Regions from separate parts of the Homo sapiens genome. Here regions 2, 3 and 4 are each linked to region 1. The links are chromatin contacts, found by Hi-C in ENCODE. All regions are on one chromosome and are shown on one strand. The core of a region is the stretch at or near the end of the contact, and the rest is flanking DNA. Distances in the headings are between cores, read along the strand shown. Region 1 holds the start of LINC01892 (long intergenic non-protein coding RNA 1892). Region 2 holds the start of EPB41L3 (erythrocyte membrane protein band 4.1 like 3). Region 3 overlaps EPB41L3 (erythrocyte membrane protein band 4.1 like 3). Region 4 overlaps EPB41L3 (erythrocyte membrane protein band 4.1 like 3).

Evidence for each region. Hi-C counts contacts between places; a loop is a spot of excess contacts on that map. Pooled maps may share reads with other maps.
Region 2: a map of endothelial cell of umbilical vein shows a loop between it and region 1 (6-fold over the local background). The contact joins the promoter of EPB41L3 here to the promoter of LINC01892 in region 1. A Hi-C loop is called at or near these places in 6 of 168 maps with a recorded cell type or tissue (Caco-2, GM12878, MCF 10A and 3 more), 6 of 37 single-sample maps with no recorded cell type and 13 of 50 pooled maps.
Region 3: a pooled map shows a loop between it and region 1 (2.6-fold over the local background). The contact joins the enhancer-like site here to the promoter of LINC01892 in region 1. A Hi-C loop is called at or near these places in 4 of 168 maps with a recorded cell type or tissue (CD8-positive, alpha-beta T cell, GM12878, HepG2 and 1 more), 2 of 37 single-sample maps with no recorded cell type and 9 of 50 pooled maps.
Region 4: a loop to region 1 is called in a map of Panc1, with 4 times the contacts of the local background. The contact joins the enhancer-like site here to the promoter of LINC01892 in region 1. A Hi-C loop is called at or near these places in 7 of 168 maps with a recorded cell type or tissue (CD4-positive, alpha-beta T cell, CD8-positive, alpha-beta T cell, Caco-2 and 4 more), 20 of 37 single-sample maps with no recorded cell type and 18 of 50 pooled maps.

The regions. Positions count from the first base shown.
Region 1 is chr18:5,077,874-5,083,887 of GRCh38, reverse strand. It overlaps LINC01892 (long intergenic non-protein coding RNA 1892), which reads right to left and starts at 2,706. Exons shown (of 4, transcript NR_146900.1): 1 at 2,648-2,706.
Region 2 is chr18:5,541,211-5,547,224 of GRCh38, reverse strand. EPB41L3 (erythrocyte membrane protein band 4.1 like 3) reads left to right here and starts at 3,228. Exons shown (of 23, transcript NM_012307.5): 1 at 3,228-3,312. It overlaps LOC107985145 (a long non-coding RNA gene), which reads right to left and starts at 4,396. Exons shown (of 4, transcript XR_007066440.1): 1 at 4,166-4,396; 2 at 2,848-2,931.
Region 3 is chr18:5,453,597-5,459,610 of GRCh38, reverse strand. All of the region lies in intron 3 of EPB41L3 (erythrocyte membrane protein band 4.1 like 3), which reads left to right. Among named protein-coding and RNA genes, the nearest start is that of EPB41L3, 87 kb to the left of the region's middle. RefSeq lists an enhancer at 2,704-3,204. Within about 2 kb of position 2,915, at least 11 of the 41 ENCODE cell types and tissues checked have a DNase peak (open chromatin) inside an H3K27ac peak, as active enhancers do; they include CD8-positive, alpha-beta T cell, where a contact is called at or near this core.
Region 4 is chr18:5,415,999-5,422,012 of GRCh38, reverse strand. It overlaps EPB41L3 (erythrocyte membrane protein band 4.1 like 3), which reads left to right. Exons shown (of 23, transcript NM_012307.5): 12 at 2,136-2,302; 13 at 5,635-6,014. Among named protein-coding and RNA genes, the nearest start is that of ZBTB14, 120 kb to the right of the region's middle. Within about 2 kb of position 2,205, at least 2 of the 41 ENCODE cell types and tissues checked have a DNase peak (open chromatin) inside an H3K27ac peak, as active enhancers do.

The DNA of each region.
Region 1 (6,014 bases), core at 1,457-3,956:
TTTTGTGGTATGCCCATATTACTAATGTTTCCCCCTTATAATATTGTGCCATGTCAATGGCATAACCATCTCCCAAGCTCCTTCTCAGAACTTTCCCCAGAGTGGAGCTAGAATGCACATTGTGTTGCTTTGCCTTTACACATCTCTACTTCATTTATATTAGCCCTTCCTCCTTATAATGCTATCTTCATACAATAGGGCTTATTCTAGAGTGATGAGAGTAGTGTGTCCTTGTAAAAACCTGATATCCATTGCTCACAGTTCGATTATAATCTTGACTTGCCTCAATTTTATTATCTCACGAATGCAGACTCTCCTGGGTTCTGCCCTCTCCCTCTCTTCATTGTGTTTCTTCATGAGTTCTCCTTGATCTATGTAATTTTTAAAATAAATTGACCAACTAATTCATTATATTTCTACTAACTTCCCTTTCCTATTTTCAGTGTAATAGATTCTGTTTCCGATAAAAATTACCCCTCTACAGGAGCAATGATATTTTCTCTGTATGCCTAAGGGTATTAATAGAGATGAAAAGGATTAATATATGTAATAGCACTCTGTCCATAGCTTTATACTTTTTAATAGATAAAAACATTATTATATACAATATTAGTGTAATATTTGTTGTAACCTAATCATTTTTTTGGGTCCTGTATTTGTACTGGAGTCTGGACTTTTGGAGTCAGAATGTTACAGGAAAGGGGTCCCGATCCAGACCCTAAGAGAGGGTTCTTGGATCTCACACAGGAAAAATTTAGGGCCAGTCCCCAGGGCAAAGTGAAAGCAAGTTTATTAATAAAGTAAAGAAATAAAAGAATGGCTACTCCATAGACAGAGCAGCCCTGAGGGCTGCTGGTTGCCCATTCTTATGGTTATTTCTTGATGATGCTTTGTTGTTACAGTTATTTCTTGTTAAACAAGGAGTGGATTATTTTTAGACCATATAGGGTAACTTCCTGACATTGCCATAGCATTTATTAACTGTTATGGTGCTGGTGAGAGTGTAGCACTGAGGATCACCGGAGGTCACTCTTGCCATTTTGGTTTTTGTGGGTTTTGGCTGGCTCCTTTACTGCAACCTGTTTTATTAGCAAGGTCTTTATGACCTGTATTTTTCTTATTATACTTTAAGTTCTAGGGTACATGAGCACAACGTGCAGGTTTGTTACATATGTATACATGTGCCATGTTGGTGATGACCTCTGTTTTGTGTTGTCTTCTTGTCTCATCCTGTGACTTCAAATGCCTTAACCATCTGGGAATGCAGCCCAGTAGGTTTCAGCCTCATTTTATCCAGCTCCTATTTAAAATGGAGTTGCTCTGAGTCACATGGCTCTGACAAGAAGAGCCCTGGATTTCACTTCTTGCCATGCCATTTTCCAGCTGCGTAACTTTGGACAAGTTGCTTAATCATTTAGAGGCTTTCTCAAAAATGAGAATATTTTGATTTTGCTGGGATTAAAAATGATAAACAAAAAATGGAATGCAAAGTGTTTGGTGTAATCCCTATCTAGTTTCATGACCTGTTATTAAGTCTTACAAGTGTTTTGTGAGTTGTCTTTTTTAAGCCAATATTTTACTTTTCTTTTGTGTTGGTAGATGTTTAAATAGATTTGGGAAAATTATCCACACAGCTGACGCTCCTCCATTTCCTCACTATAAAATCTTTCTATACCATATACTTAAAGTATTGCACCTGCTCTCCTTCTCTATAGTTGGTCTCCCTTTTAATCCATTTCTCACACTTATGAAAGCATTCTTTATTTTGCCACTTCCCTTCTCAAAAACTTCAGTGCCTTGTCATGCCTTATGGGATGAAGTCTAAATTCCTTCACCTATTTCTCTGAGAAGCTGGACAACCTAGCTGCATTATACGTCACCTACCTTCTTTCTCACCACCTTTCTGCATGAATCCTCTGCTACCACCACACTACTCTACTCCCTCTCCTCTTCCCCAAATCTAAATCTGATTATCAAATCCTGACCCCACTGAGAAGTGTTTCTTGAAGACCCTAACCCATAATTATCTTCCCTTCTCTAAACACAAGTGGTTATTGCTGCATGTTGCTGAGTTGGCTGGTGAACATTTTGATTTTCCTGCACTTGCCTTACTTATTAGGCATTGAATCGCTTCCATGTCTGTTTCTCCATGTCTCTATCATCTTCCCACCTATGATCCCCTTTTCATTCCTCAGCCTGGACCTACACTTTATCATCTAAACAACACTCTCAACGGTATTCCAAATTTCTTGCATACTTTTCTTTCCATCTTCCTAGCAAAATTTAAACTCTGAATCTACTTTCTTTTTTACACCCAGCCCCAGACAGCTGAGCACTGTTGGAGAGAAATCTGCAACCATGGAGATTGGTTCAGCTACATATGTATGTCTTCAAATGTGGCAGGAAACTTAGCACCATCTGATAAACCTTTTGTTGCTTTTGGTCACCTTCCTGCCCCGCATATATCAGATCCATTTCCAAATTTGCATTATTCTCTTGTATCCTTCTCTGCTTCAAGCCCTGACTCTAGAAAGATGAGCTTGCTTCTGACTCCATAGAAAACACAGAGTCCATCAAGCATGACCTTCTTTTATTCTCTCTACCCAGTCCAATACAAATAGACAAATATACTCTCATCAATCTTTACCTGCTTTCCTCCAGCCTCTGATGATCAGGTATCTCCATTCTGGCTAAGGCCAACTTCTTCACCAGGATTCTAGAACTGATTCTGACCTACTCATTCCAGAATGTTGCTTTATCAATTATTCCTCCTGTGTCCTTTTTCCACTCCTCTCCTGATTTCTTCCTCATAGCCTATAAGAATGCTCAAGATTTTTCCCTATCTAAAACACTTCAGTTTTCTCGATCCTGCATCCTCCTCTCCCTTTGCAATTAACATTTCAAAATTCCTTGTTTCCATGTCCTTCATTCTCATTCATTTCTAATTTTCTGCATTTGTTTTCAAGAAACAATACTTGACTAAAGCCACTCTCACTACGGTATCTAAAGACTTTTTTTATTTCCAAATTCAAATTGCACAATTTAAAGTCTTATTAGATTTTGATGTTGCATTTTATACTTTTACCATTTCAATTTATACATTTCTTCTATATTACACTTTATATTGCTAAACTCTTTCAATAATAAAAACTACCATTTATTAATTACTTAAGGTATGAACGAATTGCACAATATATATTCGTTACAATAATTCTGAAAAGTGGATATTATTCGACTTATTTTACATAGAAAACTAAGGCTTAGAAAGGTTAAATCATGGCTTAGGGTATGTGGGAGTGATGGAGCCAGGTTGGCACCATATTCTGTTCACTTCCAAAGCCACCTTTCTCCTGTGTTTATGGAAGGTATAGCTCAGGGGCCACTTCTTCCAAAATACCACCCATAGCTACTCGTTGGGTCGGATGCCCCACTTTATGCTCTCATTATGTCATAAGCCTCTGTCATTTCATGGAGCAAATGATGTCCTCACTTAGCTGTTTGTGTCTTCCTCTGCTTTCAGTGCTTTACCCACTAAAGACAGATATATGCCTTAGTTATTGTCAGGTTAAATGCTGGCATATACATTTTTAAATGCTACTTGATGATAGACAACATCTCTACACTTTGCATTCCCCAAGAAATGACATAGGGTCCTATCCATGCTCACATTGTTCATTCTGTTATTTGAATGGATAAAATATTTGTTATCAAATACTCACAGGCCTCATAATGACAAGTACCTCTCTGAGACTCTCTAATTACTGAAGACTGTTCTGCCCAGATCTCCCTTCCTTGATCTGTCTGACTGAGTGGATTTTTTATATTTTTTTAGATGCAGTTTCGCTCTTGTTGCCCAGGCTGGAGTGCAATGGCATGATCTCAGCTTACTGCAACCTCTGCCTCTTGGGTTTAAGCAATTCTCCTGTCTCAGCCTCCTGAATAGCTGTCATTACAGGCACCCACCACCACGTGGCTAATTTTTTTTTTTTTTTGTATTTTTAGTAGAGACAGGATTTCACCATGTTGGCCAGGCTGGTCTCGAACTCCTGACCTCAGGTGATCCACCTGCCTCGGCCTCCCAAAGTGCTGGGATTACAAGAGTGAGCCACCATGTCTGGCCAATTGAGTGGAATTTTATCTGGCTGATATAAAAGAGATATCAGATATAAAACCCAACAGATTGAATCTTGTATCTGGCCAATGATGGTGTACAGGGAGAAAAAGTGTCCAGGTGGACTGCCACCAGGAAAGATGGTTTTTTGGAGAAATGACACTGTTTTTGCCATGCTTTTCTTATTTCTCCTCTAAAGCATTCCTGTATCTGTGTCTCTTAGAGATTAATTGTGGACTTCTGACATATCAAGGATTCTTTCACCCCCTGAAATATTCTACTTTCCTTCCCCATCCCCATTATGGAGGAGGTAGAGGGGCAGCCACCGAGGATCCGGGGACCTACTGGGTGGCCTGGGCATCTGCCAAGCTCTGAATCCCTAACAGCCCATGAGCTCCCTTGTCTTGAACCCTAATCCTCTGCAGTGCTATGGAAACTGGTAGAAAGTAGCACCTCACAGCAGGCAAAATCAAATGGACTACACAAATGATTAGCTGACTTTTCTTCTGTAGACACAGATTTTTATGCTTGTGGACCTTTGCTGCTGGAACCTGTAGGCTGTGACCTGAACAGAGTGTGGCTAAACAGTCATATCCATTAATTTCTGCTCTTTAGGAGCCAGTAAGTCTTTCTCGAGTTGGGATTGAAAATTTCAACATTGTCTTTACACTGGCAGCACATTTTTCCTCTTACTCTCTCCAAACTTCTAGAAATGTGATGCTGAATGTCCTATTTATTTGGGACAAGGGCCAAAATGAATTGTTTCTCCATCAGTTATGCTAAGCAGGGAGTAATACAGCAGTGTGTATTGGGATAAATTGACAAAACAGCCATAGCTGATGATGTGATTCCAGCTTCAGAGCATGATATGCTCCTTTGACCAAAGGATTGTCTCCTTTAGAAGCCTGACATGCAAACGCATCCCTGCTAACTGGCAGCTTGACCTCTTCTATGTCACACACACCCTGTGGCACGGGTCACGCTGGTAGATGCACTGAGGCATTGACAAGCAGAGGGCTTGCCCTTGAGCTGACAGAGTCCTCATGCTCTTGAGCAACCCCTGCTTACCTGCTGTGTGAACCCACTCGGAACAGTTAGGGCTGCTTGTCTTAGTCTGGCTGGAAGCACATTTACACACAGTGCAAGTGAAACAGACTGCTGTCCTCACAAATCCACCCACTGCTCATCAGGAGAGAGACACAGGGCAAGACTGGGAAATGCAGGCTAAGTTCCTCTAAGTAGAACACACAGAGTCATCAAGGTGATGTTCAGGGAAATGGAGCAGAAGATGATTCAGATACAGCCTCCAGCCAGAAAGCCAACCATGCAGCAGCACAGAGCAATCCAAACTGTCCGAGGGACCAGGGCCTGGAGAGAAACAACTTTGAAAGGAATATTAAAAAAAAACTTTAGGCCGGGCGCGGTGGCTCACGCCTGTAATCCCAGCACTTTGGGAGGCCGAGGTGGGTGGATCATGAGGTCAGGAGATCGAGACCATCCTGGCTAACAAGGTGAAACCCCGTCTCTACTAAAAATACAAAAAATTAGCCGGGCGCGGTGGCGGGCGCCTGTAGTCCCAGCTACTCGGGAGGCTGAGGCAGGAGAATGGCGTGAACCTGGGAGGCGGAGCTTGCAGTGAGCCGAGATTGCGCCACTGCAGTCCGCAGTCCGGCCTGGGCGACAGAGCGAGACTCCGTCTCAAAAAACAAAAACAAAAAAAAAAAAAAACAAAAAAAAAAAAAAAAAAAAACTTTATTGTTGTAGAGTAGTATTAGGGTCACAGGAAAATGGGCAGAAGGTACAGAGATTTCTCATATGCCTCCTGCCCCTCCCCCAGCCTCTGTCATCATTAACATCCCCTAGCAGAGTGGTGCACTTGTTATCACTGAAGAGCTTACATGAA
Region 2 (6,014 bases), core at 1,979-4,478, 460 kb before region 1:
GAGGGAAAAGGAGAGAAGTTAGTATTCTAAGAAAGCAAGCAAATTCAATCATAATTGTATCTTCACCTTGCTTTCTACTTTATGTTCCTTCTCCTTTCTGTGTGGAAGAGCTCATTATTTCCTGATGAGAGCTAAATAGTAGGGTTTTCATTATTGCTTTTACTTAGTAAGAGGTGATACATCTTTTAGTTTTATAGGCCCCTAATATTATTGAACCATACAGAATTTTGGAATCAGTCCCTTTTATACATGAGGAAGCCGAATCCCTGAAGAAAAGTGACAGCTTAGTTCATTATTCAATGTCCATTCATTCAGTTAGCAAAAATGTGAAGTGCTTGGCTTGCAATGTGCCCAGTGAGGCACTGTGGGGAGACAGAGAGGACTAAGAGAGGATCCTGCATGGGATTCACAAGAAAGAATGAAGAGATCGCTATTATCAAGATGCAGGCAAGTTGCTGAGGGAGCTATGCAGCTATGCACCCCTCATGAATTTGACGTTTCTTTTTCTCCCTGTCTGTGCTAGGGGGAAAAAAATAATAGAGGAGAGACTTGGTTAAATCCAGAGGATTCCAAAGTAATTGCTTCCAAGATTTCCTATCAAACTATGCAGCAGTATGGTTTTTACTCCAAATTTTCAATTCGTGGAATATTACCATAATTAGGGTTTTGTTTGTTTGTTTGTTGTTGTAGTTTTTTGAGACGAGTCTCTCTCTGTTGCCCAGGCTAGAGTGCAGTGGTGAGATCTCGGCTCACTGCAACCTCTACCTCTCAGGTTCAAGCAATTCTCTGCCTCAGCCTCCTGAGTAGCTGGGATTACAGGCGCCCACCACTATGCCCAGCTAATTTTTGTGTTTTTAGTAGAGACGGGGTTTCACCATCTTGGCCAGGCTGGTCTTGAACTCCTGACCTCGTGATCCACCGGCCTCAGCCTCCCAAAGTGCTGGGATTACAGGCATGAGCCACTGCGCCTGGCTTAGATAGGTATTTCTAATTAAAAAAATACTTAGTTGTCTAACATTTTTCTCCCAAGAAAATTGCCATTCAGACACTATTGCTGATTTTCATCACCACAAAGATTAAGATTCATGAGTCATAAGAAAAAGTTTGCTTTCAATTTTAAAGAATAGCAAAAATACTGCAACAAAATGAATGAAAATATGGAGCCATCTGTGTCTTGAATGATAATGCCAAATGAGTGTTTATTGTAAACAATACAATTTATTCAAGTCCACTTTCAATGGAGTGCTTTAGTGTACATGCAAAAAAGGAAAATGAATTCTTTCTTCATTCACAGACCTTATGTGCTACACACACACACACACACACACACACACACACACACACACACACAGAGTCATACAGGTGCGTATGTGATATGTGCATATATGTCTCTAATACTCATACGCAACACTTTCTGACAGGAAATGCAGTTAATTCCCAAACATCCACTATTGGAACTGTCACCTTTATCTGTCACCTGAAAGACAATTCAGGCCCTCATTACCTCTGGTAACTGTCTTAATACCATAGTCTCCTCCGAACACCAACCTGGTATTTGCCCATCTGTTCTAGTCTTTGCAGAGCCATAAGATTAGTTTTCTTAAAACATTACTTAAGTCACACTTTCTTGCTCAAAATTTCCCAAAGCTACACATCTATAGAATATAGTCCCATAAACTCCATAGCAACATAGTAACTATAATTTTCCAACCTTCTCCCTCTTCAACATGAAAAAACCCTTCCACTCCAGCCAAGGAAATCAAATACCATCCTCCTTTCCTACCAAAGTCTTCCCTATTCTAGAAACCTGCGCCAAGTCTCCCCACGTCTCCGGGCCTCACTGACAGATCAGGCCCACTAATCTTTCCCAGAGGCACGTGTTCTGTATCTTGTCTTTGGCACCCAGTAGCAAATGCAATATTTTTGTGAATCCATTTTTTTCCCTCTTTTAATGAGTCCCTGAGCTCCTGGAGGGGCAACCGGATGATTTGGAGAAGGCTCTATTTTAAAAAAATTAATAACGTACAACATGAAAGGGATCTGATGTACAACACGAGGACTAGAGCTAAGAAGTGTCTTGTATTCAGGATTTTGCTAAATGAGTATATTATAGCTACTCTTGCCACAAGTAGAGGGGTGTTGGGGGAAATGCATAACTATGTGAGTTGATAGATATGCTAATGTGTTCCACTATAATAACCATTTTACTATATATGTATCTTATGTTGTATGCCTTAAATATACATACAATTTATTTTAAAAATTAAAAAAATTTAATATTTTATTTTCAATTTTTGTGGGTACATAGTATGTATATATGTTTATGGGGTACATGAGATGTTTTGATACAGGCATGCAATGTGTAATAATCACATCATGGAAAACAGGAAATCTATCCTTCAAGCATTATCATTGGTGTTACAATTCAATTATACTTTATTTTAAAATGTACAATCAAATTATTTTGACTATAGTCACCCTGTTGTGCTATCAGATGCTATGTCTTATTCACTCTATTCTTTTTGTGCCCATAAAAATATTTCTTAAATATCTTGGTTAGTCGGTTAGATCTTAAGATATTGTGAGATGACCAGGAGTTACTTCTTTCACTTACAAGTCAGTGAGCCACCTCCGCTCTTTAAAATCAAGGTAAATTTCGGTGGAAAGCTTTATAGATACTGGAGAGGACGGAGTAGCTGAGTTGCTGAAAAATGGGCGACTTCTCTTATCAAGCATTAATTCAGATCTTCTCTATTAACATGACTTGAAGACACCACCAACTTGATTTTATTTTCTTTCCAAAAAGAAAAAAAAAATACTGCAGTCCCTAGCCAATAAATAACTCACCTGAAGGTCAGGAACACCCTCTCCCTCCTTTCTCACAGGGGATGTCTGGGAGGGGAGAGGGGTCTGGAGAGGCCAGGCCATCATCTAAGTGGGAATAAAGGGCTAAAGCTATTGGCATTGGCAGCTGTCTCCAGGCGTCGTCCGCGGAGCCTGACCCTGCGCCAGGACGGAGGAGGCTGTGCCCATGTAACTGTCCTGAAGTACTGCGGTGGCCCCCTCCCCCGCGGCTGGGAGGGCAGGCAGGACGAGGTTGGCTTTCCTCGCACGGTCTCTGGGCGTGGGCCCCCGCCGCAGCTCCGCGGAGCCTCGGTGTCTCCTGCAACAGGGGGCGGGGGGAACAGCGGCGAGCAGCCCTGGGCTGCGGCTTCCTCCCCACGCCCGAGTCTCCTGCGCACCGCCGCCGAGGACGCGCGCCCGAGCCTAGTCCCCACGCCGCGGCGCGCCCGGGCTCCCTGCTGATCCCAGGTAACTTTTCCGCCTCTCGGAGTGGGGGACTGCGAGGGGGTCTCGGCTTTACGAGGTGCGGAGGAAGAGCCCGAGGCCTGGGGCGAGGCGCGCGGGACAGTGGGGCTGACGCGTGGCTTCGGCGCCGCGCGGTCTCCCGAATCCCGAGCCCCGCGCCCGGCGCGGCCGGGGTCCCCAACCGCCCTCCCGCTCGCCGGGACCCCCACCGGGCCGAGCCTGCGCGCCGCGCCCCCCGCCCGCTCCGCCCGCCGCGGCGCAGTAGTGGCTGGGCCGGCGCGCAGAGCCTGAGCCCCGGCCTCCGGCCTGGGGGCCTCCCTGGGATCCCTGGCCGAAGGGGCGACTCGGTCCCCGCGTCCCTTCTCCGCCAATTTGCACAAATCCCCCGCCCGGGGCGCCATGTTTTAAGTTGCCCCTCGGGCTGGGGGCGAGCGCGGGCCGGCCCCTCCCCCGGGGAGGTGCGGGGGACAGGGGGCGACACTGCGGCGCCGCCCGGGCGGGTGGCGGCTGGCGGGCCGCGGGAGGGGCCCTGCGCTCAGCGCGCGGCGGCAGCGGGCTCGTCCCGGGTGCAGGCGCGGGCGGGCGCAGCGCGGGGCCGATAAGGTGCGCTCCGCACAAAGCATCCCCGCTGGGCAGGGGGGCCGGCCGCTTTTATATAACTTGCCTCGTTCCCCAAACTGGGGCAGCGGCCCCCGGCCGGTGGGGGAGGAGGAGGGAGCGTCCAAGCGGGGTTGCCCTGGGCCTGGGCACCTGCCGGGGCCCCTCGCCTCTGGCACCCGGGCGCGGGAGCACGGGCGGGCCGGGGGCGCCTGGGTCGGCCTGCCGTGGCCCGGGGGCTCGGGGCGGCGCGACTCACCTGGCGCCCTCGGGGCCGCGATTCTCCTCGGGAGGTGTCTGCGAAGGCGGCTCTGCCGCGGTGGGGGTGGGGAGGCTAGGGCTTCGGACCGCTGGAGTTGGGGTCGCAGCCAGTTCCTGGCGAGTGTTTCCTGGCTGCTGCCGCAGGGGCTTGCTTTTTCGGATTTCCCCTCTAATCTCGCCGGACTTCTTCCCCTTCCCCCCCACGCCCGCCAAGTTCATGGCTTCTGCAATGCGGTGGGTGTGGTTACCTAGTAAATTGTAACTGTGGTCCCTTGCAATGAGAGTATTCTTTTCAATTTTCTTTTTATATTACGGATCTGAAGTTTTCTAGGGTTTTTCCGTTAGTTGCAGCCCAGGGTTAAAGTTGGTAGAGATTGTTGCGGAACAGAACAAATAGAATGATAAAGGAAACATGTGGTGTTAATTACTTGTGGAGGTTGGGCTGGGAGGTCCTGAGAGGGCCGGGCAGTCCTGCTAATGCAGTGCTTCCATTGCGTGTTTAAGTTGTTTCAGCTTTTTTACATTAGTCTCGCGGAATTGCTTTTGCAGATACCCTGCCTGTCCTTTTTGTTGAGGGGGGGTGGGGAGTGGGGCACAGTGAGAATTTTAGGCTGCCTGAGGTGGCCAGGTGTGCTGGAGTTTGTCTTGGTAGCATTAACTTCTATAGTACAGGAAGCGTCACACCAAGTGCTTAAAAACATTGTTTTTGAAATTTACCTTGATTTTTAAAGTCTCAAGGAAACAAAAATGATAAAATTCTGCTTATGTCTGTGAGCCATGGACGTAGTCCCAATTACAGCAAATTAAGCAGAAAAGCCCTATTAAGAAAAGAGAGCAGCACATCAAGCTCCAGTGAACTCTGGGGACTGAGAGGTGATTTCTGTCTTGGCTCAGAGTGAGTGTTTAAAAAATGCATGTTAATTTTGGTATCAAACTTTAAAAACTTTAGTTGGAGTAACAAAATTAATGTGAGAGGGAATAAATACTAAATTGGAGAAGCGTGACTTCAATTTGTTAATTTGCAAGGCATTGATAGCTGAATGCTGAATACTGTCTCATTTGCATTATGGTTTTCTGGTGGTTTAGAAAAGCAAAATATCAGATGCACAACTTACTGCATCAAGTTTATTTAGTTAATACACTTTAGCCAAAATAAGTTTTTCAAAACAGAACATGTTTTGTGAATAATTCATCCATAACAAGAAGAGTAGCCACTTTAATTTGTAAACCGCTTTTAGCTGAAGGATTCAGGAGCTGTAGGTCAAATGTCAGTGTCTCAATGAAATATTTGCGTTTAATTTTTAAGACATTTCTTCTGCATGAATGCGATTTAGGTTAAAAGCAATTTTTTATCAGTTCATGTACACTGCTTGGACTTTGGACAACTTTGTGTTGAAATAAAAGATCAGGATTTTTTTTAACTTGATCGGATGCAATTTTATTTATAATTGTTTTTTAAAAACTGGTTGGTCAAATGTATTAAAGGGCCACCTAGGTAGAAGAGAGGCAACTATCCATGTACTGAGAGATGTGATGCTGTTATCTTGTGAATCTTTTCTGGACTTATATAGTATATTAGATTAAGTGTGGCAGGAACTTGCTGTAAAAGTATTTTCTTCCGTGTTGTATGATGTGCATTCATCTTTTAAGTTAGTGCTTTCCCTAAAATTCACAAATTAGAATTCATGTCCACTCCAGTAAAATAGAACTCCAAGAGTAGACTGAAGAATAAATGTTTCCTTTCTGTGAGAATTTGAGTATATATAATGAAGAGAGAGACTTTTTTTTTTTTTTTTTTTTTTTTTGAGATGGAGTCCTTCTGTGTCACCCAGGCTGGAGTGCAATGG
Region 3 (6,014 bases), core at 1,666-4,165, 380 kb before region 1:
TTCCTTTATATAACCAGAAATTTTCATTTTAATTAATGAAAGATTTAAAAATACATTTATTTTCTCTTTTTATCCTCAAAAAGATCTAAAACAGCTACCAAGGTTATAGTTAAGTTATGGGTATGCCCAACACTCAGTTAGAAAACTTAAACAAAAAGCAAAAGTCAAAAATTAATAATTCATAATAAATCTGATAAGGCCTTCAAAAAAAAAAAGAGACCAATGGACATTAGGCTCTCAATACACAAATTAATTGGCTTCCTACTAGAAGCCAATGAATGGGATCCAGATGGTTACAATATCTAGGCAATATTTCAGAGCTATATATTCGTTGGTTTCTTTTCGAAATGGGGTCTTACTTTGTTGCCCAGGCTGTACTCCAATTCCTGGGACCAGGCAATCCTCTTTCCTCAGCCGCTTGAGTCGTTGGGACTAAAGGCATGCTCTACCATGCCTGAACTCAGAGCTGTATTTTAAAATATCAGAACTAGAGATGATGGGCATCTTCTCCTGAGAGGTGAGGGCTTGACTAGAACATATTCACAAAGAGAATATCACCCTCCTGCAAGGATGTGGTTCATGGAAGTGCCTGAGGTTAAAATATACCTCAAAAATTTGGATCTAGGCCATTTTAGAGACAAAGGCATACTCAAGATCCCAAAACTGTACTTTATAGAGCATGACTTCAATAATTTTAACCCATGAAAATTTTAAAGCACTCATAGGACATTTAAGCTTGAGCAATGTAATTTTTTCTCTAGTCTTCAAGATAACCTCAAAGCAAAATACGTGCCCAGTTATGTCAATTAGTTCATTTCGTTTATAGGATTATTAACTGTTAGTCCGCTAAATATGGTGACTGCTACAAAAATATCAATTTCAGTTTTAGAACAGTCTTTTTAGGTACAAGACCAATTACATATTTAATAGTTAATGCTTCCAAACTGTTATTCATGTGTTTTTTTCTATAGTTAGATAGGGCGAGAGAATATTTTTCCTAGTTATCCAGGAGTTTGAATTTAAGAAGGGAATCCAAGACACATCCCCATACCATGCCCAGAACTGCTGTCTGCATTCATCAGATGATCACACCCACTAATCAGATGGTGTCCAGATCCAGGTGTGTTGATAACTGGGCGATTCGAGTGGCCTAATACAGTTTAGCCAAGACCTCTCCTTAGAAACCATGATCCATCATGTATTTTTCTATATTGTGAAGGATAAAATGTGTATCAAATCAAAGTAATAGAGTAAAACCACAGTTTAAGACCACTTACTCCTTGGGGAAAATTTGAGAAGTTTATCGGGAAGTTAACCTTTATATGATGTTTGAGGTGGAACATTAAAAAACAGGTTTTTCATTTGTGGGAATAAAGTATTCTCTTTTTACAAGAATGGGGGTAAAAATTCAACACTGTAGTTCTAGCCAGAGAAGATTATACCTGCATGGTAGAGAAATATAAACAAATTGGTCATGAACAAATTTCAAAGATTAGAGCAGTTGTTCAAGAGTCTTAAAGCAGGAAATGAACCCCAGATGCATTTATTTAGCTTGATTTTCTTTGATATTTTTAAAAAAATGTTTCTGCTCGATGCCCGGCACTGTAAGAATACAGTGGTGAGTGGATATAGCTTACAGGTAGGCTACCCCGACCACAACTCAAATTCTAATACAAACAAAAATAAAAGTGCCCCCCTGACAGTGGCAACGCAGGAGCTATGAAAACAGCTTCCCTGAGATGTAACCTAGTCCTGCAGTTCAGGGGTGGAATCCTGAGGAAGGGGTGCTTGAGTGGTGGAGAGAAGGACGAACGGGTAGAAGGCTTCGGGGCGTGGAGGTGTGTGTACAGTCTCCTCTTTGCAGGAGAGAGCCTCACAGGGAGCGAGGTGAGGTAGCAGGGAAGTCACAGAGGCAGGCAAGCCTGGGAGGCCCCTGCAGGGTCTTTCCACAGTTAGGCTTTTGCTGTCTGTGTACCAGAAGCATCTCTCACTACTGAATCTGATAGCTAAACCGTGATGTTGTCATATAGCTTTCTTCTCCCTGAGATCTGTGTGTGTGTGTTTTTTTCTTTTTCAATGGTAAAAACAGAAGTTAAAATAAGTGATACAGTCTCAGGGATGACCTCCCTAAATTTTCACTTCACTGCCTACTGTGCCATCCGAGATCACTTGTTCCACCAGATGAAAGCAAGGAGAGCTGGTTTATAGGATCAGCAAGACTTCCAAAAAAGCAGGGGAGCAGAGCTTCCCGAGCCCCTCAGTCCTGAACCTTACTCAAGTTCAGCCCCGAGGGCAGATAAGCTCCAGGAAAGACAATTGCTTTATCACAAGCAGAGAAAAAACAGTGCAGTCTAAACATGTATGGAATCTTTTACTTTTGCTTGAATAGAATGTTTGCGATTTTCCTACAGATAAAAGAACGGTAGAGTTGTTGCTTACAGGAAAAGGCTGTACCTATCTTGAAGCCATGTTGAGAGTGCGGTTTGCCTTATGGTTTCAGTTTTTATGTGATTGTTATTTACTACCATTTGCAAATGCTACTCATATGTTTTACAGATTGTAACCACAGAACTTAAAGGAATAGTCATCTGAGATTCGGGAAGGAGCAGTGACTACCATTCCCTGCAGGTTGCTGAGCCACGGGATCGCTGCAGTGAGCGCGCCTCCCTGCTGCTCCAGCTTCTCACTGGGCTGAGCCCAGAAGACAGGGCCTGCCGTGTCTGGTTCTCGAATTAGACCAGGCCTCCCATCTTCTTAGCAGGGTTCAGCAGCTTCCTCCTTACCCCTGTCACAGGAGTGGGAACGGCTGGGCAAAGAGGATTAGCACTGGCTTTCTGGGATTGTGGGTTCACGCAGTATTAAGCCAGGATGCCCTGATAGAGGAATGTTAGAAAACAATACTGACCTTTGATGTGTAGACCCAACTATACCCCTCAGTGGCTCAAACAGGGTATTACATGTATCAGAAACAAAAACCAAAAAGTATACAGAATCAAAATATTTAATGATTGAGAAGGTTTTTTCTTCCCCTATCTACTGGACTTTAAATACTCATCTAAAATATGATATGCGCAAGTGCAGACAAGACTGAATGAAGCATCATTTACAGTGTGAGCATGTCCTGTTTTTTTAACCACTTATTTACATTTCATTACAGGTCTTACATAGATTATAAGATCATTTTAATTTAAACACATATTTAACTGGTGAAATGATATATCATTACATCTTTAAATATGCTGGTGGTTTATGTAATACCTTGATATTCTTTCTCTTTCTATTTATTCTCAGCCTTGCCCTACTAATATAGGCTTAAACAGTTGATGGACAGGAAAGGACACAGATTCACTTAGTACATAGTTTTTTAAAGCAATGACAATATTATTCTCATGTTTTTTGATTATCAGTGTCTTACAGAATTGAAAAGTGACAGTGCTACAAATTCATACTCATTAAATTCATATTATTGAAAGTGGTGTTTTTATTGTCTATATTTGAGTTGCATATAGCTCTTCATTTGACCAAATGAATTATAAATCACAATTCAAGTTTTGTTTGTTTAGGGGTTTTTTTGAGAATTCTTACAAAAGAAGTTAAGTACTTCCTCTCACAGGAAAATTCTCAAAGTTTCACGTCATTCAGAATTAGCTAATATGATTATTTTACGTGATTCAGGTTTAAGTACGTGTCTGTTTCAAACATTCCTCCTTCTTAGACTTCCTTTTCTGCGTTCATTTTGCATGCGTTGGCTTAGTGACCTGAATCCACAGCAGGAAATGTTGTCTGACAGTTTGCTGCCAACATCTCGTATGTGTGATGTGAAACTCTTTGCAAAAAATCAAGCCCAATGTTTCTGCTAGCCAAGAAGAAGCGTGCTTCACTGGAAAGCCATCATCTACCACAGTGCACATCTCTGAGTGCAAAAGTCTGGTTTCAAGTAGAGACGGAAATTACAACAAATGAAGGCAGGAACCAATTAAAAAAAAAAAAGCACCTTTAAAGAAAGGTAGATGGGCTTAATATGTAGGGAGGTACTTTTGTCATGTATGTACTTGAAGTGTTTGCGCACTGAATCTAAGTCAAAACATAGGTCAACTCTACTGCATGTGAACAGCCCAATCTAGTTTGGACATTGCTATATGGCTTACAATGCATAATACCAAAATGTGCCAGTATACCCAATATGTATTTAAAACTGTTCTGGGAGTGTGTGTTTGAAAAGAAAAATTGAATGTAGACTCAGTTTACTAATATCAATACTATTTTTGAATAATTTCCCAGTTTTACCTATGTAAAGAGAAGGGATTTTTTTTTTTCGTAAGAGTAATGGTATGATTTGTTTTCTATGATTTCATTGTAGAATAAATAGGATTTTAATAGTACATCAGTCTCTATTCCAAATTCAGCATTAGAAACCTTAAATTTATCAGGCTCCTTATGAAAAAGGCCTAATAATAATCACCCGCATTTATTGTTGATGCTTCCCATGAGTTAGGCAATGTGCTTTCCAGTGTTTTATCTTAATACAACAATCCTTTGCATAAGTACCAGTATTATTTCCATTTTATAATGAAAACAATGAAGCTCAGAGAGGTTTAAATAACTTGTCTAACATTACAGAGCTGATTAGTTGTAGAACCAGAGTCCAGCCTTGGGACTGTCTAATATACTGCACTTGAATAATGGGAAGACAAACTTTCAGTGGGTAGGAATATCCAACTTAAAGGTGTTTAAATAATGCCAGATGAATTCTCATCTCTAGATAATTTAGACCTGGAAATTAAACACACATGTTCACTATTTTGTTTATAAATTTACCAAGACCAGGAAGTAGTTTCATATTCCTATTTTAACAGAAGGCTCCAGATCATTATTGCTAACTTGATTAAATGAGAATGTGATAGAACAATTATTGATTGACTGATGAATGTTTGAAAGTAGTTACCCTCATGGTTTTCTGAAGAGCTGATTGCTCATGAATTTAAAGAAAGGACTGACAATATATGTGCCATCTAGAGAGAAGAAATGTGATCTCTGCCTCTCATGTCAGCCCTCTATGAATATGCTGCCTGGACCACATTTGGGATTAGTACATAGGCTGAAAGATCCCATTAAGTCCTGCCTCTTGAGAATGGATTCTGGCAGTAGTGATGTGGATAATGGACTTTCCATGCTTATTAAACGTGGCATTGCATGTACACTTGAGACAGCCCAAAAAGGCAGGAGATTCACATAGGATAGCTGGTGCCTTGTCTTTCTTCTTAGGGCTTCCCAGCTCCAGCCCTTTCTAAGGCTTTATGGACTCTGTTGTCCCAGACCAGACACCATCATCTTTTGTTCCTGGGTTTGACCACGGCGCTTTGGCATTTTCCAAGTATGGATTAAAAAAAAAAAAAAAAAACAAGGAAACAAAAAAAAAACACACTCTCCGCTTAAATTTCAAGGCAATGTTATAGAGTATTTTTCTATCAAGAATTCGTTAGAAAAAAAGGAAGCCCAGGAAAGGTGACTTACACAGAGTCCAGGTGTCTGATTTGGGCTCAAGCTGTGGCCCAGAGAGTTTGCCGAACTCTTTAGAGTCTCCATCCTTGAGGTAAATGGTAGTGCAGTCATTTAGAAATAAAGACAAGTTCAAGTGACCTTTAAATGTGAGGAAAATGAAAAGGCATTCAGTGAGGAAAAATGCAATTAGGGCAGGAAGCATGGGGGGAAAAAGATGACATTTTGTTAGATTCGTCCAAAATAATGTGAGAAGAAATTCTTTCTTGAAATTCTTGTCAGTAGCACTTCTTAGACACATAGATCGAATGCCTGCTGTGTTCAGGACACTGTACCAGGGCAGTAAAAAGGACAAGCAGTTTTCCATCCTCAGGGAGCAGAAATAGGAGTTCACAAAATACTATACTCATGAAGAAATATAACTTCCAAAAGAAAATCAGGGGTCTATTTGAGGAAGATAGGTGATGGAGAGAATGAAGTACTTACGGTGTAGACAGCCCCTCAAATAAGGATAC
Region 4 (6,014 bases), core at 956-3,455, 340 kb before region 1:
ATTGATAATTACTCTTTTTTCACATTTTTTTAAAATTTCAGTAGCTTTTGAGATACAAGCAGTCGGTTTTTGGCCACATGGCTGAATTGTATAGTAGTGAAGTCTGAGATTTTAGTGCACCTGTCACCTGAGTAGTGCACATTGTACCCAATATGTAGTTTTTTATCCGTCACCACCACCCCCGCCACTGTCTGCCTTCTGAGTCTCCAGTGTCCATTATATTACTCTGTGCCTTTGCATACCCATAGCTTAGCTCCCACTTATACATGAGAACGTATGGTATTTGGCTTTTCATTCCTCAGTTACTTCATGTAGAATAATGACCTTCAGCTCCATCCAAGTCACTTCAAAATACATGATTTCATTCATTTTTATGACTGAGTAGTATTCCATGATGTATATATACCACATTTTATATTCATAATTATTCTTACAGGCTTTTGTGAGCTAGCCTAGGAAGTTAATTGCCATTGTGTGTCTTCTAAGAGTTTCCAGAATACCGAACTTAGAGCCAGCCCTTTTGAATAAAATAATTACCAGGACTGTTTCGAGCTGAATTAAGATATTGAAATATCGATGTTAACATTGAAGCTTTTCTTTCTGGTTTATCCTATTGACTCTTGTTTCTCCTTTAGAGTGTCTCTATTACCTATTTCTATATGTTATCAGTATTTGAGGAACTTTGTAGAATCGCACTTTTTTTTTCCTGAATATCATCCACTTTGTTCAGTGACGTGCACCCCAGGGAACACATTTGTTGTGAATGTTGTTTTCCTTATGACCTTTAGTGTGATAATGACTGCTGAGAAGACAGAAGACAATTGTGAAATCAGTGTACTAATGTCATGCTGTCTCTTTCTCCCTGCCCAAAAGTGATGTTAGTATGTGTTGTCTCTCACTCCTTGCGGTCCTGCCAGCTCTAGTATGTTTTCTGCTGCTGTTGAGCTGGGTGGCACAGCTGCATGTTGCAACATAAACTGCTTTTTTGCAAGGTTGCATCTCACAGAGAATGGCCTAACTGGTCCATTAGGAAGTTGTGTCTCATATGAGCTTTTTCAACGGTGTAAAGAGATATAAAATGTCTTAGTGAAGATATTTTAGTGACATAGTTTAGCTATCGAAAGCATTTCAGAGAGGATTTCATTTCAGAATCCTTTCTTTTATTTACGTTTTTAAATTCCTAAAATAATAATGTAGATATTTTGTCTGTGATTAGTTACTGTGTATTTGAAAAGCAACATTTATAAGTTTTAATAAATTTTATATCTAAAACCTAAAATAATGAGTACCAACTTTTAAAACTTAATTAAGCATCTTTTCACTAAGACGTTTTAGCTGGGATGAAAGGCTCTGTCTTATTCTCTTGAGTTTGCATGTTTTGCATTTGCATGAATTTCATTTAGCAACATTCATTGTGTTTTCCCAAAATATTAGAGATGAGTAAATGTATATGCATATTATGGTAGTCTGTTTAAAATGCAGTAGAAATGAAAACATTTCTGTACTTTAGGTGAATGGAATTGCCATCTGATTTTTATAATCTCTACCAAGATGGTTAATATTTGTTATTACCCATGGAGCTTTTATACTGTAAGAGTGATAGACTTTTCAACATTAATAATAATAATATGAAAACCAATTCAGTGCTCCTTGGTGAATGGCACTTCCAAAGAGCCAAGTGTATTAGAGCAATTGTGTACTGCAAAGACTGCTGTTAGGTGTGGAATTGGCCACTACGAGACTGGTGCCAGTGCCAGCCAATGGTGATAATATGCCCAGCGGCAGCCTCGCCTCATGACCCTCCACTCACCTCCACACTTACACACATCCTCAGCAGAGAGTCTGAGGATAGATGAAATTCCAAGACATGAGCATTTCACGAATTTTAAAGCACTCATATAGGAAATACAGGAAGGTCATGCTCTCATGAAGGTCCCTGCAGCACTGATTTGTTTTTTCAAGGCAAACCTGGTATTTTGTGTTGGTATTTTTTTTTTCAGTAAAGATATAGTTGGTATTGTTCATGTGTCTTCTGACCTAACTATTTTGGATTTTATTTCTTTAATTGTATTTGCTTTTAGCATCAGTGAATGAAAACCATGAAATATACATGAAGGATTCTATGTCTGCTGCAGAGGTTGGTACTGGCCAGTACGCCACAACAAAAGGCATCTCTCAGACCAACTTGATCACCACTGTGACTCCGGAGAAGAAGGCTGAGGAGGAGCGGGACGAGGAAGAGGACAAACGGAGGAAGGGGGAAGAAGTCACGCCCATCTCGGCCATCCGGCACGAGGGAAAGGTATAGCTCCCAGACTGCCTGCAAGAGCTTGCTCCAGCTTTTAAGAATGACTAAATGATGCTGAGGCTGTAAACCAGGAATGTGCTCAGATTTAGGATAAATCATATGTCAGCACTGGTCACATTCATATGTCAATTTTTAAATTATGATTGCTGTTTCAACATTTTTTCTCTGAAAGGTTCATTCATAGCTCTTTGAAAATTTTTATTTTAATAACTTGTGTGCTATGTAAGACTTTCAATAGCTGTCCTGTATGTGTATCTTAAAAATACTTTTGGTGGCGTATTACACTTTTCTGTTTGGGCTCACATTTCAGAACTGTCACTAAAGCTGTTTTCTTTGTTTCTGGCCCCATTCTCCTACCCAAGTACAGCATATTTTTCTAGATATACAATTATCATATTGCCATTCTTCTGACTGTAAGTACATGGAGTGACCACAGCCTACATATTTATACTTACGCCTAATCAGCAGAGTAGTGACTGGCCATGTTTTGAAAAGGGATCTTAAGGCAGAAAGTTGCAACAGGAGATAAAAAGGGAATTTGGCAGCAGCTTCTTCTTTCAGTGTTGAATTCATTAAACTTTGTAACATTGTTTCACCCCAAATTAAATATCTTTTTTAACACCATTTTTAAACACTATGTTTTTTTCTGGTGATCCAGCACTACAAAGCAACTTTTCAGAAAAATAATTTAAAAGTCAAAAAACCCTTCAGGAGGCTTATACCTAATAATAAGGGAAAAACAGAGTGGCTCCTGGCCTGTACAGAGCATAGAGTAAGAGGAAATAGCAGAATGAAAATGCTCATAATAACCCATGGGTTATCCTAAAATTTGAGTAAATTTGATTCACGAGTGATCTTTTGTACATGGGCTCTTCAAATAGAGATGGAGAATCACTACCCCGAATTCTATGGAAAGTGTTCCTTTTGATGAGAATTTAGCAGTGACATCTTAACATAGACAAATAATTTTTGTAGTTATGCTAAAATATTACAAATGGCCCAATCCATCATCTTTTATTTTTTGGGATAAGATTATTTATTTGGCAAACACAAAATTAAGCAGAGAGTAGGAAATAATGGCAGGGATATTTCGATAACTTTTGCTGTTAAAATGTGCTTTGTTCTAAATTTTGTTTTTACACTCTTCCTGTCTGTTCAGTCAAGGAAGGCTTTAAAGGGGACAGAAAAGAATATAATCCACCCAAAAAACAAATATGTGGTTCTTCTTCTTAGTTATTCTAACATTTTATAAACTCGCCATGCCAACATAAGATTCCCATGGATGTATAAGTATTGAAGAAGTGACACATCAATGTAAGTGATTTTTAGTTTTGCTCCCAAGATAAGGCCGGACATTTTCACTTTATTTGCTTTTAAAAGACCACCAGTTTGTTTATATAAAACGTAGCACTAAGCTGTCCTCACTTGGTGCCATTTGTGATGTGGGAAAAGACAAAGGACACTACCAGCCTCATAGCCTGAGTCTCTGAGAAGCCAGCACTCTGGGCAGAATGTCTTCAGGAAGTCTGTAGCTGAAATCTGGTGCTCATATAGGTGTGGGCTGGCTTGGTTTCCCCAGTGCAAAGCTGTCTTCTAGAAATGACTTTAATAATCAGCATGGAAGGTTAAACCTTAATTTTATCCTTCTCCTTCTTCAAAAAGTAACGCAGAGGGTACTTACTTTTCAACCAAAATGAAAGTGTATTACTGAAAATAGTTCTTGAAAGGCTGGTCCCCTAGGTTGCCTGGGAAGGAGGCACGTTTCCCAGGCTGGGATCCCCTGGGTCATGGGGCTGCCTCACCTCCATGCTGGAGGACAGTTGTCTTCATGCAGAAGTTAATGTGTAGCAGCTACATTATTCTTAGTTGAATGAGATTTGTGCAGGTTCCTGTTTAAAGTGCCGTCTTTAATGTCAAATGCAAATGTGTGGGAAAAGACATACTTCTCTCATCGTAAAAAGAGACCCTTCAAAGGCCGAAGAGCTACGATTTTATTTGTGCATTTTCTTTCCCTCATGCCTCAGATGTAACTTTATTTGTGCATTTTCTTTCTGTCGCTATATTTACCACTTCTCCCCAAGTCAGGATTGCATAACCACACAAGGCAGGCTGGGTAATTTCCATGCTGTCAGGCCACTGGGCAAAACACACACATACACACACGCAGTGACACAGACATCAGCAGAAGTCTAATTACTTTCAGGCTTGGATTTCCCGGCCTGCAGCAGCTGCTGTACCTGCCCAGGTCCTGCTTGGGGCTTGCGTGCTTTCCTTCCTCCCCTTCTTGTCCAGCAACCCCTCCGCCACCTGCAGAGGAAACTGGCCCTGGTCGTGGAGACTTCCAGGACCCAGAGAGGAGGAGAAGCAGATTCACTTGCCCCATAAAAGCTTGAGCTCACCAGGGGAGCACCTGTGGAAAACCCTGCTTTTATCATTATATTAAGGACTCAAACCAAAGATCTAAATATGCCCTTTATCTGCTAAGAAAAATCAGAAGGCTGGGAAATTATATCTTTCTGTTATTATGCATCATAAATAATAGAAAGTAAATACTGGCAAAGCATGTTACAAGAAAACACATTGTTTTTGCTAGTTAGCTTGTTGAAATCACTTCAGTTGAAGTTCCACTAATATCCTAAATAAAGGAGCCAAAATAGAGCTTTCAAGGGAACTTCAGTTCTTTTCTGAGGAGTGAGATATTCAGAAATGCTAACTGTCGAATCCCTGATTGTAACTACTTATCAGATAGGAGTGGGGCCAGAAACTTCTTGATTTGGAATGTAAACTCCTTGTTTTGGATGTAATTGAATAACCAGGGAAAGGACTAATGCTAGAGATTGGTTTTTTTTTTTTAATCAAAATCTGGATTGGATTTCATCTTCATTTTTAATCTAGCTGAACTATAGTAACAGCTCTGCTACCTGGAAATCAGGAGAAGGCTATTGAAAGTCTTCATGTTAAGTTATCAGATTTACTTATGTTTGCTCCCCAAAACCTGAAACTTTCTAGAGTTGTTAGTCTAAAGGGAAATTTTTTGACCATGTGAAATGTGTAGACTTTGGGATTGCCCACAAATACCTTCTGTTCTGAGTTTTTAAAGAATTCCACCTGTATGTGATAGTCTCATGGGAGAAATGTAGCCGTTCGTGGCAACAGTGGCATGCAGCTTGAATACTTTAACATTCATGAGCAACCCTAGTGCTAAAATTTTTGTTTTACAATTTTATATTGATACCCATAAGAAAATTAACTAATTGCAGTTTTCTTTTTGTCCTTTTGCACCTCTGTTTGCTGCTTTCTGTCTCTTTCTGTCTCTTTCACATCAGTCACCTGGGCTTGGCACTGACTCATGTCCCTTGTCACCCCCATCCACCCATTGTGCCCCCACATCTCCCACAGAGCTCCGTAGGAGGTGTAAGGAGAATGACTGCAAACTGCCAGGTTATGAGCCGTCCAGAGCTGAGCACCTGCCTGGAGAGCCCGCCTTGGACTCTGATGGCCCAGGGAGGCCTTACCTAGGGGATCAAGATGTGGCTTTTAGCTACAGACAGCAAACTGGCAAGGGGACCACCCTGTTCTCCTTCTCCTTGCAGCTCCCTGAGTCATTCCCCTCCCTCCTAGATGATGATGGATACCTCTCTTTCCCCAACCTTTCTGAAACCAACCTCCTGCCCCAGAGCTTGCAGCATTACCTCCCGATCCGCTC